Regions from separate parts of the Homo sapiens genome. Here region 2 is linked to region 1. Evidence: chromatin loops called from intact Hi-C (ENCODE). Cell type or tissue: mammary epithelial cell. All regions are shown on one strand. Each heading gives the region's core, and the rest is flanking DNA. Links, peaks and the distances in the headings are about the cores only. Region 1 overlaps MGA (MAX dimerization protein MGA). Region 2 overlaps LOC105370791 (a long non-coding RNA gene).

Region 1 (8,844 bases), core at 2,124-6,123:
ATTGAGAAGACTAATTTTTTATATATTAACTATATAATAAAAACACACAAAAAACTGTGCTAAAGAATATAAAAAGAAACAAGTCTTCCATCATACCCAGTGTTGCAGTGACAAGTGACTACTTTTAAACATTTATGTTTATTTTTAGTGGTTACACTCAATCATTCTAAATAAAATGCTTATACCTCAATTTCATAACTTACTTTTTTTTACCCTCAGTTTCCACCTATCTTTTTGCAAAACATACTAAAGGATTTCAACTTTTCCAGTTTTTATATTTTTTCTTTGTCCATTTTTGGTATCGGCAACATGTTTACCTCTAAGAACTCTTTCCTGTTTCTACTCCTTTTACATATCAGTTGTTAACAAAAATATCACCCCTCCTTTTTCTTTTTCTTTTTTTTGATACGGAGTCTCGCTTTGTCGCCCAGGCTGGAGTGCAGTGGCACAATCTCGGCTCACTGCAAGCTCTGCCTCCCGGGTTCACACCATTCTCCTGCCTCAGCCTCCGGAGTAGCTGGGACTACAGGTGCCCGCCACCACGCCTGGCTAATTTTTTTTTTTTTGTATTTTTAGTAGAGACGGGGTTTCACCGTGTTAGCCAGGACAGTCTCGATCTCCTGACCTCGTGATCTGCCCGCCTCAGCCGTCCAAAGTGCTGGGATTACAGGCCTGCGCCACCGTGCCCAGCCATCCCTCCTTTTTCATCCTTCCCTAACAGCACAAGAAAACTGATGGCTCCTAGATAGGGAATAGCAAGCTTTGCTTTTTATAATGAACTGTACCAGTAAGAAAACAAAAAAATACTTTAATAATTGGCTATCGGAGTTTAATTATAGTCAAGGATAGGGCACAGGATGAAGACAATAATCAAAAAGCAGTAAAGCCTAAGAGGTAAGCACTATTCCTGCTTATGTGGGCTTCCGTATTTTATTTTTGTTGCTTTGAAATGGAAATGCTTGTCTTAAGCATAAGAAGGGAGTAAACTCAGTAAGGAGATATGGGTAGAACTAAACTAATAAATCTACACTATGCTTCATTTTAAACCTTTAAAATCTTATTTACACAAAGATCATTTAGGTATTTAAATACACTATATCTCACTTAAATGCTAAAATAGAAATAAGAATACCCTGGCACTGGTCACAAAACAGGAGAGGCCAGAAAGAGATCCAGTCATTAATATATTTTAATTTATTATATTACAGGTGACATTTTAATTCAGTAGGAAAAGTATATTTCTCAATAAGTGATAGTACAACGGCTAGGCATTTGGGGGAAATATGATTCCCTACTACAAATCCCACATCAAATAAATTCAGCTATATTAACAACTTATTTTTTTTAAGTCCAAAAAAGTACTAGAAGAAATATAATTAAATATTTTTATAATCTCAAGGTAGAGAAAGACTTTCTAAACAAGACTTTAAAGACAGAAACCAAGCCCTTTGGGAGGCCGAGGTGGGCCGATCATAAAGTCAGGTGTTCGAGACCAGCCTGGCCAATATGGTGAAACCCCGTCTCTACTAAAAATAGAAAAATTAGCCAGGTGTGGTGGTGCATGCCTGTAGTCCCAGCTACTTGGGAGGCTGAGGCAGAAGAATTGCTTGAACCCAAGAGGTGGAGGTTGCAGTGAGCCGAGATCGTGCCACTGCACTCCAGCCTGGGCAACAGAGTGAGACTCTGTCTCAAAAAAAGAAAAAAGAAAAAAAAAAAAAAAGACAGAAACCATAAAAAGAAAAGACTGCCAAGTTTAACTATCACTGCTTTTTCACTGGGGGCGGGTGGGCAGTGGGGGAGGGAACCTTGAACAAAACGAAAATGTAAATTACAAAATTATAACCTAGAAAATATAAAGCTTCTGCAAACTAAAGGAAAAAAACACACTCCAATAAAAGTTAGCAAAGAATTCAAAAAGGCAATTTACAGAAAAAAAGTTTATGATAAATGGTCAATAAATCTATCATAGAAGAAATACAAATCTAAAACAAAATATCAATTTCTGCCTATCCATATGACAGTTTTAAAAGTTGTAAAATATTCAGTGTTAGAACAGAAAACTAATTGGGTACAGTGGCTCATGCCTATTATAATCCTAGCACTTTGGGAGGCTAAGGCAGGAAGATTGCCTGAGCTCAGGAGTTCAAGACCAGCCTACGCAACATGGTGAAACCCCGTCTCTACTAAAATATAAAAAAATTAGCTGGACACCTATAATCCCAGCTACTCAGGAGGCTGGGGCAGGAAAATCATTTGAACCCAGGAGGTGGAGGTTGCAGTGAGCTGAGACCATGCCACTGCACTCCAGCCTGGGCAACAGAGCAAGAGAACAGAAAACTGGCACCATCCAGTATCTGACTACTGGCATACGTCTGAAGTTGGCACAAGTCTAGTGACATCTACAAATGTTTAACATGTACACACTGTCACAGCAATTCCACTTTTAATAGCCTGTCTTGAACATGGATGTTCATCACCGTACAGCTTATAATAAAGAAAACCCAAAAAGGCTAACTATCCAACCAAAGGGATTATAACAACATGAAGCCATTAAAACTAACATTATAAAATTAGATCTACAATTGTTGATGTGGAAAGCAGAACATGACGTTATGATGGAACATACACTGAAATATTAATCATCATCTCTGATTGAAATGAACACAGAGCAACAGGAAGTGTAAACATAAATTGCCAAGAAAAGGAGTATTAATCCCCTGATAAACTAAGAAACCTGTTTCAATTATACGGTAAAATCATTTCAATACATTTGAACAAAATACAAAGATATAACAGAAACGAAAAAATCAATAATGAAATAATATGTAACTTGGGTCTACATCTACATCATATTTTATCCTCTCCCACCAAAAAAAAACCCAATTTTCAACACAGTACATGATGTTCAGCTTTACCACAATCCTACTTTGTCCCCAAATCTCCAACCATGAGCAGAGGGTCTTTTTGCAAACTTCTCCTTTTAGAAAACATGATGCATTATATGGATCATCTATAGTCTTTCCAAGGAACGTACGTGTGTCTACCTGTGTGTGTGTGCACATGCGCACAATCCAGAAAATGGAAGAAACTCAAAGATCAAGGGCATTCTAGAAAACCAAGTAACAGTATGATTTAAATTTAGCACAAAAAAGCAATTCTCAGAGAACAATTCAACTTAAAAAAGGTGTGTGTTTGTGTGCATCTCAGATAGCCAGTCAGAAAGAGCATGTAAGGATAATAAGAAGTCTCAAAGCTCTTATTGGATAATTGATCGGGATTAAGGTAGGTTGTATTATTCTAAAATAACCATACTTTTCCAAAAACTGATATGGCACAGTTTTAACTCTCAATTAATACTCACTGTATTCTAGCTTCTTTCTCTTCTTTTTCTCTTTCAATTGTTCCTCCTCCTCCCTGATTCCTTCTTCCTCCTCCCTTGCCTCCTCTCCCAGAGTATCATAAAATACTGGATCTCGATGAGCAGCCTTCCTCTGAAAATGCTTAGTTTTGGATCCTCCTTTAACAAGTACAACTTTTCTTTTCAAACAAGTACAACCAAACATGCAGTCTGGTCGGCGGCAGTGAGCAGGTTGGCGCTTCTCCAAAGCTAGACTGGAACATACACAACCCAGTCGACAGAAGTCATTGTTGCAGGGAGGGGCTCGTTTCCTTATGATTGTGTGGATAGGTTTAGTTTTGAGGGATGCCTAAAGTCAAAGGAGAAAATTGTAATTCCACTAAACCATCCCCCTACACCACCACCAACTTATGGTCATATACTGGACTGCATTACTCTCTGATTTTAAGTACTAACAGCACAGGACTAATGCAGATTCAAAGGACAGAACATGAATCTAACCAGGGCTCTAAACAATCTGCCATTCTAATGCTTAGTACAGACAATTATGGGCAAAACTATCAAGGATGGATTTATTTTCAATATAAATTATACATAATGTTCTAACGCAAAGATTAACAAAGGTTGAGACCCATGGGCCAAATCCAGCCTGTGTCATAAAGTTTCACTGGAACGCAACCAGGCTAATTCATACACATACCGTCTGAAGAACTACAACAGCAGAGTTCAGTAACTCCTATAGAGAGTGTATGGTCTGCAAAGCCTTAAATATTTACTATTTGGCCCTTTACAGAAAAAGTTTGCTGGTCCCTATTGTAGGGTAATTAATAAAAAAAGAATAGGACAATACATAAATAAAAGTCTTTATGAAGGATTAATAACGAATAAAATAATCTGCATTTAGTTCCAACATCTGATGATCTTCAGTTCCAGAATTCAGTCATAGAATTACAAAATGGAAAGTAAAAAAAGTAATGATGAAGGCCAGGCGCAGTGGCTCATGCTTGTAATCCTAGCACTTTGGGAGGCCGAGGCAGGCAGATAGCTTGAGCCCAGGAGTTTGAGACCAGCCTGGATAACATGGCAAAACCCCATTTGTATTTTTAATATAATACAAAAAATTAGCCAGGCGTGGTAGTGCACACCTACAGGCCCCAGCTACTCAGGAGGCTAAGGTGGGAGGACCACAGTGAGCTGTGATCACGCCACTAAACTCCAGCCTGGGCAACAAGAGTGAGACATTGTCTCAAAAACAAATAAATAAATAAATAAATGTGCTGTGGCATCATTTCACATGCACCAGAGGCTGCTAAGATAGGTACATCATCAATAGATCAAAAATTCCTTCCTGCAACCCTTGCCATAAAACTTCTAAAATATAAAAATAAAAATAAATAAGTGAAAAATTATTAATACAAAATTTCACAAAAGATAAAGGTTTCTCTCCAGAGGTTTTTAATTTTCAATTTCCTGGGATTTAGTATCTTTTAAAAGCATAATTTTCAGGCCGGGCGTGGTGACTCATGCCTGTAATCCCAGCATTTTGTGAGGTGAGACAGGTGGATCACCTAAGGTCAGGAGCTCGAGACCAGTCTAACTAACATGGCGAAAACGTGTCTCTACTAAAAATACAAAAATTAGCCAGGTGCAGTGGTATGTGCCTATAGTCCCAGCTACTCGAAAGGCTGAGGCAGGAGAATAGCTTGAACCCAGGAGGCGGAGGTTGCAGTGAGCTGAGATCCTGCCACTGCACTCCAGCCTGGGCAACAGAGCGAGACTCCATCTCAAAAAATAAAAAATAAAAGCACAATTTTCAAAGTTGTTTTAACAAGATCAGCCAATGTACTTGCCCATATGTTGGAAAATGAAATCAGAGATTTTCAGAATGGTCAGTTGCCTTTATACAGGAGAGAGAGGTTATTCAAAAGTGCAATTGTACTCTCTCTCTCTGATGGCAGGAGAAATCTACACCTGAGTATCTAGTTGGTAAAGAACAAATGGGGAAGACATAGCCTTAGTTCCCATGAAGGTTCTAAATGCTAAAAACTAGCTGATCACCCTGCCAAAAAGTACCATTCCCATTTCCCCTCACTAACCTCGCTCTTTCTAGCCAAGCACTAATATACCTCCAGAAAACAGCAGCTACTTACTTGAGCTGTAAGTAGAGTTGTTAAGGATACATCTGCTCGCTCTTCTGTGATGTATGTCCTTGGTTTTCCTTCCCAAAGTGCACAGTCTTCCAGGTCCATTAGCTTCACCTGAGATTTAGACAAGCCTGGAGGGCGACTTCCCTGTTGCTGTTGCTGCTGCTGCTGTGCCTGCCGCAAACTAATCTGCTTTGGAAATATATTTTCATCCAAAGTTGGCACAACAAAGTTATTCGCCTGATTTTCTGAGATGATGCCTGAAGAATTCTTGGTAACCTTATCTCCTAGAATCACATGAGAGTATTTCTGCTTTGGTGAAACAGGGTATGGTAAAATGGATTTATAAGATGATTTAGTTCGGCCACTGAAAGTTGCCTGTCTGTTTTGAGACTTTGCCTTTCGAGAGACAGGGGGTACAGAATGAGGTTTCAAAGAATAAGAGGTAGAAGGGGAAATAGTAGATTGCTTCTTTAGTACACTATCAAGTGTTCGTACATAACTGGTACTCTTAGTGGGAAGCTGGTACACCACAGGAGATGTGGGAGCATTAGAAGAAAAACCCATGCTTGTTTCCATCAGCTTGCCTTCATTTTCCAAGTATTCATCTAGCTTATCACTACAGAAAGCAGAACGATTTTTCAGTGAACTTTCTGAATTTCCACCTAGAAATAAGAAAACATAAAATGCTTAAAGAAATCTAGGACAGATTTATGAATCTCCATAAAAACACTAAAAATGGCCAAGAATATTGAGCTACAAGATAGTGAATCTTCTAAACTATCCCTTAGCTGGGCACAGTGACTCCCACCTGTAATCCCAGTACTTTGACAGGAAGAAGCAAAACGATCGCTACAGGCTAGGAGTTCAAGACCAGCCTAAGTAACGTAACAAGGACCCTGTCCCTAAAAACATAAATAAATTTTTTAAAATAAATACTTAATAAACAAACTATCCCTCCTCAGAAAGAAAAAATAAATAAAACCAAGTGAAGAGAATGAGTCTCAGATATTAATGACATTAAAATCCATTCTCTAGTCTTGGGCACTAAAAACATTAAAATCCATTCTCTAAAATTATGTCTTACTCTAAAACTATCACATTATATTATTTATTGAGGCACTAATTCTTACAAAGTGCTAACAATGTATTTAACCTAAGAATCTTCAATCTTTGACAATCTTTGACCTGATTAAAGAGACCAAAGATAAGTAAAAACGTAACAGGGAGCCTGTGCACAGTGGCTCACTCCTGCAATCCCAGCGCTTTGGGAGGCTGAGGCAGGCAGATCACCTGAGGTCGGGAGTTCGAGACCAGCCTGACCAACATGGAGAAAACCCGTCTCTACTAAAAATACAAAATTAGCTGAGCATGGTGGCACATGCCTGCAATGCAATCCCCAGATACTCAGGAGGCTGAAGCAGGAGAATTGCTTGAACCCGAGACGGGGAGGTTGCGGTGAGCCGAGATCACGCCACTGCACTCCAGCTGGGCAACAAGACCAAAACTCCATCTCAAAAAAAAAGAAAAGAAAAGAAAAACACATAACAGGGGAAAAAAAAAAAAAAAGAAATTAAAGCAGGCCTCAACAGAATGCCAAAAGATTATTTATGAGAGTGAGACTGAGCACGGGGGTTCATGCCTGTAATCCCGGCACTTAGTGAGGCCAAGGCAGGTGGATTTCTTGAGCTCAGGAGTTCAAGACCAGGCTGGGCAACATCACAAACCCCAGCTCTACAAAAACTTAGCCAGGCATGGTGGCGCACACCTGTGGTCACAGCTATTCTGGAGGCTGAGCAGGGAGAATCACTTGAGCCCAGGAGGTCAAGGCTGCAGTGAGCTGAGATTGGACCACTGCACTCCAACCTGGGCAATGGAGCAAGACCCCGTCTTTAAAAAGCGAGGGAGAAAGACTGGAATGCCTGGAGTGTGATACAAAACATTAGAGAAAAAGGAAGACCACAAGAAGAGGCGTGTAAAATTTACTTGGGTTTTTGTTTGTTTGTTTGAGACAGGGTCTCGCTCTGTCACTCCGGCTGGAGTGCAGTGGTGTGATCTTGGCTCACTGCAGCCTCAACCTCCCTGGGCTCAAGTGATCCTCCCACCTCAGCCCCGCAAGTAGCTCGGACTACAGGAATGCGCCACCACATCTGGCTGTTTTTGCATTTTTTTGTAGAGAGGGGTTTTCACCATGTTGCCCAGGCTGGTCTCGAATTCCTGAGCTCAGGCAATCCGCTTGCTTCGGCCTCCCAAAGTGCTGGTAGATTACAGGCATGAGCCACCATGCCCAACCACAAAATTTAGTTTTTAAGAAACAAAAAAATTAAGTACAGAGACATGAATTACATTGTTATAAATACTGTGAAAAGATCAAAAGGTGAGAAAAGTATTTTGGAAAACTGGCATATTTATCTGGTTAAATTGCAAACGAATGCAGTGAACAAGGAAAAGCACTAAGAACGGAGACCAAGAGGGATACAGTCAAAATGCTTGGATTAGTTTAGTTTGAAGTATAAGACTATAGGAAATCACTATAAAACTCTGAAGTATACAGTTCTAAACTAATGCTTGAGAATGTTTTTTGTAACTGCAGAAACAGAAATAACAGAAATGCTGTTAAAAAGGCTGCAGCAATTATTTAAGCCTGACTGAACCTCAGGGTTGTGACTACAGGAAAATGGGTAGCAGACAGAAAACAGCAAGACAAGTATTTTCAGTTCATTTTAAACCATGGAAGGCTTGGGCGCGGCAGCTCACGCCTGTAATCCCAGCACTTTGGGAGGCCGAGGCGGACGGATCACCTGAGGTCAGGAGTTCCAGACCAGCCTGGCCAACATGGTGAAGCCCTGTATCTACTAAAAATACAAAAAATTAGCCAGCCGTGGTGGCACATGCCTATAGTCCCAGCTGTTTGGGAGGCTGAGGCAGAAGAATCTCTTGAACCTGGGAGGTGGAGGTTGCAGTGAGTCAAGATCACACCATCGCACTCCAGCCTGGGCAACAAGAGCAAAACTCAGTCTCAACAACAACAACAACAAAAAACCCATGGCGAGAAGGAATGAAGAAAAACAACCAAGACTTACTTTTAACAAAAGGTTTCTGGCTACATGTTTCAGAACATTTAAAAAATTTTAAAAAACTAATTACCTTCATTCCTAGATGCAGAAGCACTATGAAATTTTCCCCTCCATCCCTTGATCTTAGTGAAATCATTGGTTTTCCCTGTCCTAGAAACAAAGGGAAATCCCGCATCTATAAAAGAAAAAGTCAAACAGATGACCAAAATTCTAGCAGGCCAATATTATGGACCTAGTTAATTAATAAAACTTTAATTTGGTAAGT
Region 2 (8,844 bases), core at 3,203-7,202, 110 kb after region 1:
TGTGTAATAGACAGAGATGACAAATTTTATTCATTTATGAATGCCCCCCAAAATATATATATAGTTTTTGCCCTCATGTCTCTTATTGGGATGACAGACATAAATCAAAGAATTCCATAAATAAATATTAAAATACAATTTGTGATAAATGCTACAAAGTGGTACATATTCATATGGAAGCATAAAGAGAACTGACCCGCTTGAGGAAGCTGGCAGTGAGAGCTGAAGGTAAGAGCAAGAGTTGACTAGGAGACAAGATGGGGAAAGTTCTAGGCAGAAGGAACAGCATGTTCCAAAGCCAACAGCATAGAGACAGAAAGTAGATTAGTGAGTGCCAGGGGGTGGTGGGGAGCAGAGAAGAAGAAGGGGTGTCTGCTCTTGGGTATGGAGTTTCTCTTTGAGGCAATGAAAATGCTCTGGAATGAGATAGTGGTAACAGTTGCACAACTTTGTGAACATACTAAAATCCACTGAATTGCATACTTTAAAGGGGTAAATTGTGTGGTAAGCGAATTATATTTCAATTTTTAGAGATAAAGATAAATGCAAGTTAACAATAACCAGGAAAAAAAAAAAAACATGCCACAGCACCTTCAGTAAACTAAAAGAAGGCCAGTGTGGGCCAGGTGTGGTGGCTCACACCTGTAATCCCAACACTTTGGGAGGCCAAGGTAGGTGGATCACTTGAGGTAAGAAGTTTGAGACCAGCCTGGCCAACATGGCAAAACCCCATCTCTACTAAAAGTACAAAAATTAGCCGGTGTGGTGGCAGGCACCTGTAATCCCAGCTACTCAGCAAGCTGAGGCAGGATAATTACTTGAACCCAGGAGGCAGAGATTGCAGTGAGCCAAGATCGCACCACTGCCCACCAGCCTGGGCGACAAAAGCGAGACTCTGTCTCAAAAAAAAAAAAAAAAAAAAGAAAAGAAAAGAAAACAAACAAAAAAAAAGGCTAGTGTGGCCAAAACAAGTGGGAGCAAGCATGATGTATGATGAAGCTGAGGAAGTGAGAACAAAGAATGATGAAGGACAAGGCCAGGCACGGTGGCTCACGCCTATAATCCTAGCAATTTGAGAGGCCAAGGCAGGCAGATCACCTAAAGTCAGGAGTTCAAGACCAGCCTGGCCAACATGGGGAAACCCTGGCTCTACTAAAAATACAAAAACTAGCTGGACGCAGTGGTGCATGCCTGTAGTCCCAGGTACTTGGGAGGCTGAGGCAAGAGAATCTCTTGAGCCCAGGAGGCAGAGGTTGTGGTGAGCTGAGTTCACGCCACTGCACTCCAGCCTGGGCAACAAAGCAAGACTCTTATCTCAAAAAAAAAAAAAAATTAGACGAGGTGGTGGCAGGTGCCTGTAATCCCAGCTACTTGGGAGGCTGAGGCAGGAGACACTTGAACTCAGGAGGCGGAGGTTGCAGTGAGCTGAGATCACACCACTGCACTCCAGGCTGGGCAACAGAGCGACTCTGTCTTAAAAGAAAAAAAAAGAAAGATGAAGGATGAGTGTTCAGGAGACATTTAGAGATATAATAAGGCGTGAGAAAAAGATCAAAGAGTATGAGTATAGAAATAAATCAGGGCCAGGAGTGGTGGCTCATGCCTGTAATCCCAGCACTTTGGGAGGCCAAGGCGGGCGGATCATGAGGTCAAGAGTCCGAGACCAGCCTGGCCAACATGGTGAAACCTCATCTCTACTAAGAATACAAAAATTAGCTGGACATGGTGGTGTGTGCCTGTAACCCCAGCTGCTCAGGAGGCTGAGACAGGTGAATTGCTTGAACCCAGGAGGTGGAGGTTGCAGTGAGCCAAGATCATGCCACTGCACTCCAGCCTGGGCAACACAGCAAGACTCCATCTCAAAAAAAGAAAGAAAGAAATCAAAAGGTTGGCCATCAAACCTGTCTCCATTCCCACAGCTGAGGAGTGGAAAGAAAGAAATGGAGCCTCTAGAGGCATTAGACAAAGAGGCCACAGGAGAGGAGAAGCAGCAGCACAGCAGACTTGCATACAGGCCAAGAGAGGAGAGGATTTCTCATAGCAGATGATGGTCAGCAATATTGATCACAGCAAAGAGGCTAAGGAGAACAGAAATCAAGAAAAGTCCTTTGGAGCCATGTGCAGTGATGTGCATCTATAGTCCCAGCTACTGGGGAGACTGAGGCAGGAGGATTGCTTGAGCCCAGGAGTTGGAGGCTGCAGTGAGCTGTAATTGTGGCTGTCAATAGCCACTGTACTCCAGCCTGGGCAATAAAGCAAGACCACATCTCTTAAACATTTTTTTAAGTTCTTTGAATTTAGAGCTGGATGACCATAGGCACAGCTATGTGAGAGTGGGGTGTTGCAGGAAAGAGCCAGATGGCAGAGGAATAATGAGAGAATGAGTCATGAAGACATGGAGGCACACAGTATTTGGCAGTAAAAGGAGGAGGAAAAAATGGGACAGTAGCTTAAAGAGAGTGAGGTCATATAGAGGCCTTTTCCAAATGGGAGAGACCTGAATGCGTGTGAGATGAAAACAAGGAGACAGGACAAAGGAACCAATTTAAAATGTGAAGGAGAAAATAAATCATGCAATAAGTTCCCTTAAGGAGACAGGAGAAGATAGAATCAAGACACAGGTGGAAAGCGCCAATTTAGGAAATGACAGTTGGCTGGGCTCAGTGGCTCATGCCTATAATCCTAGCACTTTGGGAGGCCGAGGCGGGTGGATCACCTGAGGTCAGGGGTTCGAGACCAGCCTGGCCAACATGGCAAAATCCTGTCTCTACTAAAAATACAAAAGTTAGCCAGGCGTTGTGGTGGGCGCCTATAGTCCCAGCTACTTGGGAGGCTGAGGCAGAAGAATCACTTGAACCCAGGGAGGCGGAGGTTGCAGTGAGCCAAGATCGCACCACTGCACTCCAGCCTGGCTGACAGAGTGAGACTCCTTCTCAAAAAAAAAAAAGAAAGAAAAAAGAAAATAAGACAGTCATTTGCTCTGAAGTAGAAAGAGAAGAAGTGGTGGGTAATGATACAGGTATTTTTTAGGTGGAGAGGAATTTGTATAATGGAGTTCATGTCATTGATTTCTGTCTTCTCAGTAATAATCATAAGCCCTAGCATTTACTAGCCTAAATAATTTGTAATGTATTAACTCACTTAATCCTTACAACCTCCTAAAGTATATACTATTGTTATCCCCATTTTACAGTTATGGAAACAGAGTCACCAAGAAGTGAGGTGACTTTAACAAGGTCAAACAGCTAATAAATGGTAGTACTCAGCCAGGCATGGTGACTCACACCTGTAATCCCAGCACTTTGGAAGGCCAAGGTGGGAGGATCAGTTGAGCCTAGGAGTTAGAGACCAGACTGGGCAACATGGTGAGACCTCATATCTACAAAAAAAATAATGATAATAATTAGCCGGGCATAGTGATGTGTGCCTGTAGTCCCAGCTACTCAGAAGGCTGAGATGGGAGGATCGATTGAGACTGGGAGGTGGAGGCTGCAGTGAGCCGTGATTGTACCACTGCACTCCAGACTGGGTTAATAGAGTGAGACCCTGTCTCAAAAAGAAAAAAAAAAGGTAGTGCTCATATTTCTACCCACGAGATAGAAAGGAGATAAGGCGATTTGCCAAGAGTAAAAGAGTAACCGATGGAAAAGGAAGAGCGGAAATTGGGAACCTGAGTGAATATAAAAGTTTAGAATAGCCAGAGTGAAAAGTATGCCTCTGAGGGTGCAAATAGAGTGAGCCCTCTTCCAGACCATCAGTCTCCTATTTTCTTCTGCTAATAGAACCTCTCCCCTTGAAGATTCCACAAACCAGATGTGTGGAATTCCTCAGTCCTTTCGGGCTGTTTGAGGTGATTCTGCCCTTCCTTTCACATTCCTGGACTCTGGGTCTGCCCTTTGGACAGGATTCTCCTAATAAAGCTGAAGGTGGCAGAGAATTATTCTAGGCTGTCTTCTGACAGGGCTGTACACCAGCCGCACACCTGGGCAGACTTACTGAAACTTTTAAAAGTGCATGTTTAAAATGGCATTAGATTTGGGGTCTCAGTAGCCCCTATGTTTCAGGAGAGATTTTCTTTTTCTTATCTTTCTTTTTCTTTTTTTTTTTTTTTTGAGACAGAGTTTTGTTTTTGTTGCCCAGGCTGGAGTGCAATGGTGAAATCTTGGCTCACTGCAACCTCTGCCTCTCAGGTTCAAGCGATTCTCCTGCCTCAGCCTCCTGAGTAGCTGGAATTACAGGCACCTGCCACCATGCCCAGCTAATTTTTTGTATTTTTAGTAGAGACAGGGTTTCACCATGTTGGCCAGGCTGGTATCGAACTCCTGATTTCAGGTGATCTGCCAGCCTTGGCCTCCCAAAGTGTTGGGATTACAGACGTGAGCCACTGCGCCTGGCTAGATTTTCTAATTTAAAAACAGTTAAAGAGGAACACGGCTGGGCGCGGTGGCTCACGCCTGTAATCTCAGCACTATAGGAAGCCGAGGCGGGCAGATCACTTGAGGTCAGGAGTTCCAGACCAGCTTGGCCAACATGGTGAAACCCTGACTCTACTAAAAATTTAAAAATAATAATAGTAAAAAGAGTTAAGGAGGAACAGACAGTTTCTAGCTCTCTGAGATTGTTCCTCTAGACTTTACCACAGGTAACAAAACCTGTTTTTTTCAAACCAAAATTTGAATTTGCTAAAAACTTTTTATATATTACATAATTATTTACATCACCAAGGAAACAGAGGAATTTACAAGTAAGAAACCAAACTGTCTCTATTCTCTTCCTCAAATGTCAGTGGTATTTTGGCAAAGATTCTTAGAGGAGTGAGAACAGAAAAGCAGCAACACTAAAAAGCCAAAAACCTCCTCATGTAGAGACATCAATCAAAAAATGCCGCAACCAAAATTTCATTTTCCAGGAAGGACAGCTGGGTTCAGAATAGTTTCCAGGCAAATTTGCATCATTGGTATTACTTCCTCCAGCAATATGCATTTGTATTTTTTCACATCGAGACATCGTGAAGAACTTCCAACTTCTTAGTAACTCTCCAGGCATTCCAGGTCATGTGCAGATGCAGAGAGCTGGGTTGATGGGGTTTCATGACTCAAAAGGCTAAGTACTGGCACAAATTCATTACAAGCGGGGCAGCCGGGATATTCAGCTAGACAATCCATTCAGAATCAAACTTAGATACAAAGATGTAGAGATACATTGTTCCTGAGATGTGAGCAAGGAGCAAACGCAACACAGAATGGAATTGGGTTTAAGAATGTGTCATGTGAATCCGCCTACAGACAACGCTGGGAACTGTTCCTGAAATGGGAGGAGGCTGTCATCACCTCTCCCTCAGTAGCACCATGTGCCACAGAAATCATTTTTTCTTCTTTTTTGTCTTCATTTTCATTTTGGAAGTGCATTTTGATATGCTGTCTCCCTTCCCCCATTTCCCTCCTCCCCACTCAGGGAGACAAGGCTGATGCTCACTAACCTCTGCTATTTGCTGCCAGGAAAAGGAAGGGAGGTTGAGGGGGTGCTTACAAACCCCTGTGAAGCGCGCCGGTCCTGGCATCACCCAAACGGGCATGCCCTCTACCTCCTCCTGGTGGATGCGAAGGGAAGACTAATTCCTCATAGTGATGAGGACACAGAGCTAAACTGTGGCCAACTGAGAGACCTCCAGAGGAGGTCAGTTCAGGACCGATGGGTAAGCTCTGACATGCTTCTTCACTCTTAGTGGATAGACTTAAGAAGAGTGATGAGTGGCAATATCTAGTCCTTTACTGAGAAGAGAAGCCTACAGTTTTTCCTACTGTACTGCGTGAAAGCTCGGGAAAGATCAGGAGTGTCTGACACCAAAGCAGACATGAGTTGAAGCTGTCAAAGCCACTACATCAACAGCTTCCCACTGTCATCCAGCTGAAGTCCTGGGTGCTCCTCACATAGGAACAGGCACTCTTCTAAGAGACGAAAGCCGCCTTCTAATTGCTGTTTCCAGTCAGAGGTAGATGTCACACACCCACACGTGCAAGTTAATGACAGATTGAAGACTTGTGGTCATGCTGTCTGTCCTTAAGCTATCTGTATGTGTTTCAAGAAGGTTCCATATAGTCCTAAACACCCCACTGTCCCCCACCAACTCTGTCTTTTCTAGCAGAACAAGAAGAAATCTACAGATTGTAGAAGTCTGTTTTATTCTCCTATTACTTTTGCCCTTGGGCTAAGCTAAAACCAGGACGCCTCTTCTTCAGGTTTTATATCATGTCTCATTCCCTCTTAGCCGCTGCTTAGCTACATAGGTTTTGCTCCCTAAGTTTCTATCAGAAATTAGCTTTTCTCTTAGTCACCTTTCCTATTCCCGTCTCCTATTAATTTAGAATTATTTTACTGTAATCAGACAGAACGTCCTCCTTGCTACTCCATTATTTATTTCCATAGCATTTTCAAGTTCATCCTCCCTACACAGACACACACACACACCACACACACACTCAGTATTTACATGGGCTCCAAATGTTCCGGACCCAAGTAGACTGATTCTAGATGGGAATCCAGAACCTGAATTCATAACCTTTGGGAAGTTTGGCCTGAGACTACCTGCCTACCTGAATGAAAGGAAGAGCAAGACTGTGAATTGTGAATACATGAGGTGGATCACTGTTCACAGGGCAGAAGATAAGACCCACTGAGGGAACAGACGTTATGTCAACCCCAGACATGCAGCAGTTGTTTTCCAAGTTCTCACTAATGTTTCTGGCTGGCCTAGGAGATAAAGAAGTTCTGAAAACAGGCTGGGCGCAGTGGCTCACACCTGTAATTCCAGCACTTTAGGAGGGTGAGGTGGTTGGATCGCCTGAGGTCAGGAGTTTGAGACCACCCTGGCCAACATGGTGAAACCCCATCTCTACTAAAAATACAAAAATTAGCCAGGCATGGTGGGGCACGCCTGTAATCCCAGCTACTCTGGAGGCTGAGACAGGAGAATCACTTGAACCCGGCAAGCGGAGGTTGCAGTGGGCTGAGATCACTCCACTGCACTCCAGCATGGAGCGAAACTCTGTCTCAAAAAAAAGGAATTTCTGAAAACATACTAATAGCATCCTCTCTGACTATCATACTGAGGAATGGAAAGTTTTTGTGTTAGGGAATGCAATTTAATCCTAGATTATGGCCATCACAAATGATACTTATAATTTGCATTATACAAAGCTCTCTTATCAATGAAAGCTGATTTAATCTTTGTTGTATTCTAGTGAAAAGGCCAGAGAAGGGTCTTAACCCTATTTAACAAATACAGAAGAAGATTCAGAAAATATCTATGATATATCCAGAGTCAACCAGGCCAGGAAAGGATAAAAAGCAGAATGAAAGGAGTGAAACCCCAAGAAAGAAAGCAATGAAGTGAACTCTGCCCTCAGAGAAGCTGTGAGCATCTTAACAGCTATGATGTATGGGACCCTTTGCCAGGATTAAGGGAAAAAAGTGGAGCAAAGCCACTCAGTTCTACTCACCTCCCCAACTCTTAACCCCTCGACCAGGTTGCAGAGGCAAAAGAAACCTGGGAAGGTAGCCCACAGGTCTTCCCAGGGATGGGGACCATGGAAACACCAGCCTTTATTATTAATCAAAACTGCAAGCTTCCTTCCTTCCTTTTTTTTTTTTTTCTTTTTTTTTTTTTTGAGATGGAGTCTCACTCTGTCCCCCAGGCTCACTGCAACCTCCGCCTCCTGGGTTCAAGCGATTATCCTCCCTCAGCCTCCGAGCATCTGGGATTACAGGCTCCCCCAACCACACCCAGCTAATTTTTGTATTTTTAGTAGAGACAGGGTTTCACCATGTTGGCCAGGATGGGCTCGATCTCTTGACTTCATGATCCGCCTGCCTCAGCCTCCCAAAGTGCTGGGATTACAGGCATGAGCCACCATGCCCAGGCTTCCTTACTTTTTTATGCATATTTGATGGGTCACTATAAAATGTTAACCAGGAACTCAGGCTAATACCATCACATAGGCTGGATTTCCAGTTCAGGTCATGGGCAGGCCATGCTCCTTGCACCATGGTCCTTACCAGTCTTGCTGGAGGTCAAGCTGCCCCAAGGAATGAAGATGCTGAAAAAGGTCTGTCTCCCTTCTTTTTTTTTTTTTTTTTTTTTTTGAGATGGAACCTCGCTTTGTTGCCCAGGCTGGAGTGCAGTGGTGCGATATCCGCTCAATGCAACCTCCACCTCCCAGGTTCAAGCAATTCTCCTGCCTCAGCCTCCTGAGTAGCTGGGACTATAGGCACCCGCCATCACGCCTGGCTAATTTTTGTATTTTTAGTAGAGACGAGGTTTCACCATGTTGGTCAGGCTGGTCTCGAACTGCTGACCTCGTGATCTGCCTGCCTCGGCCTCCCAAAGTGCTGGGATTACAGGCATGAGCCACCGCACCAGGCCCTGTCTCCCCTCTTGGACCCTGGCATGCAGTAGGTTGCTCCTGTGTTGTAAAGGAAAGATGATTCTTGGATGAGGCTTACCTCTGCTAAGTAAGCCCTGAAGAGTGCAGAAGAACACCACCACTGCAACATCCTTGGACTGTGGTGGCAGGAGACACTATGTGTGATGGGAGGCAGTGTGACAGTGTGGCTAGCATTCAGTCCTGTCTAGGAAAGGAAAGAGAAATAAAAAGCTTGAACACAAAACAAGTACCTCAAGTGCAGGCTGTGGGAGAGAAGGATATCTGGGATCTGGTGCCAGTGAGGGGGCCAACTGGCTGGCACTGAGCCTGCTTAAAGGTGTCTCAGACATTTGGCCAGTGTGTTTCTCAGAGCTGTGGTCACAAAAGATGGACTCTTCCCACCCAGAGGATGCAAGGACAG

Evidence for each region. Hi-C counts contacts between places; a loop is a spot of excess contacts. Peaks named below come from ENCODE experiments on the same cell type or tissue, not always from the same donor. Only the 100,000 strongest peaks of a DNase experiment are listed, where the experiment ranks them.
Region 2: a loop joins it to region 1, with 2.7 times the contacts of the local background. A loop is called at or near these places in 6 of 110 quality-filtered maps.

What each region holds. Positions count from the first base shown.
Region 1 is chr15:41,708,014-41,716,857 of GRCh38, reverse strand. MGA (MAX dimerization protein MGA) reads right to left here. Exons shown (of 24, transcript NM_001400225.1): 7 at 8,650-8,754; 8 at 5,509-6,167; 9 at 3,362-3,707. Among named protein-coding and RNA genes, the nearest start is that of MIR626, 21 kb to the right of the region's middle. In mammary epithelial cell, for the core only: no CTCF peak of the experiment used is centred there; no DNase peak of the experiment used is centred there.
Region 2 is chr15:41,600,771-41,609,614 of GRCh38, reverse strand. It overlaps LOC105370791 (a long non-coding RNA gene), which reads left to right. Exons shown (of 4, transcript NR_188233.1): 4 at 1-138. Among named protein-coding and RNA genes, the nearest start is that of TYRO3, 46 kb to the right of the region's middle. In mammary epithelial cell, for the core only: a CTCF peak has its summit at 5,589 (motif pointing left); a DNase peak (open chromatin) is centred at 5,184; H3K4me3 peaks cover 482 bases.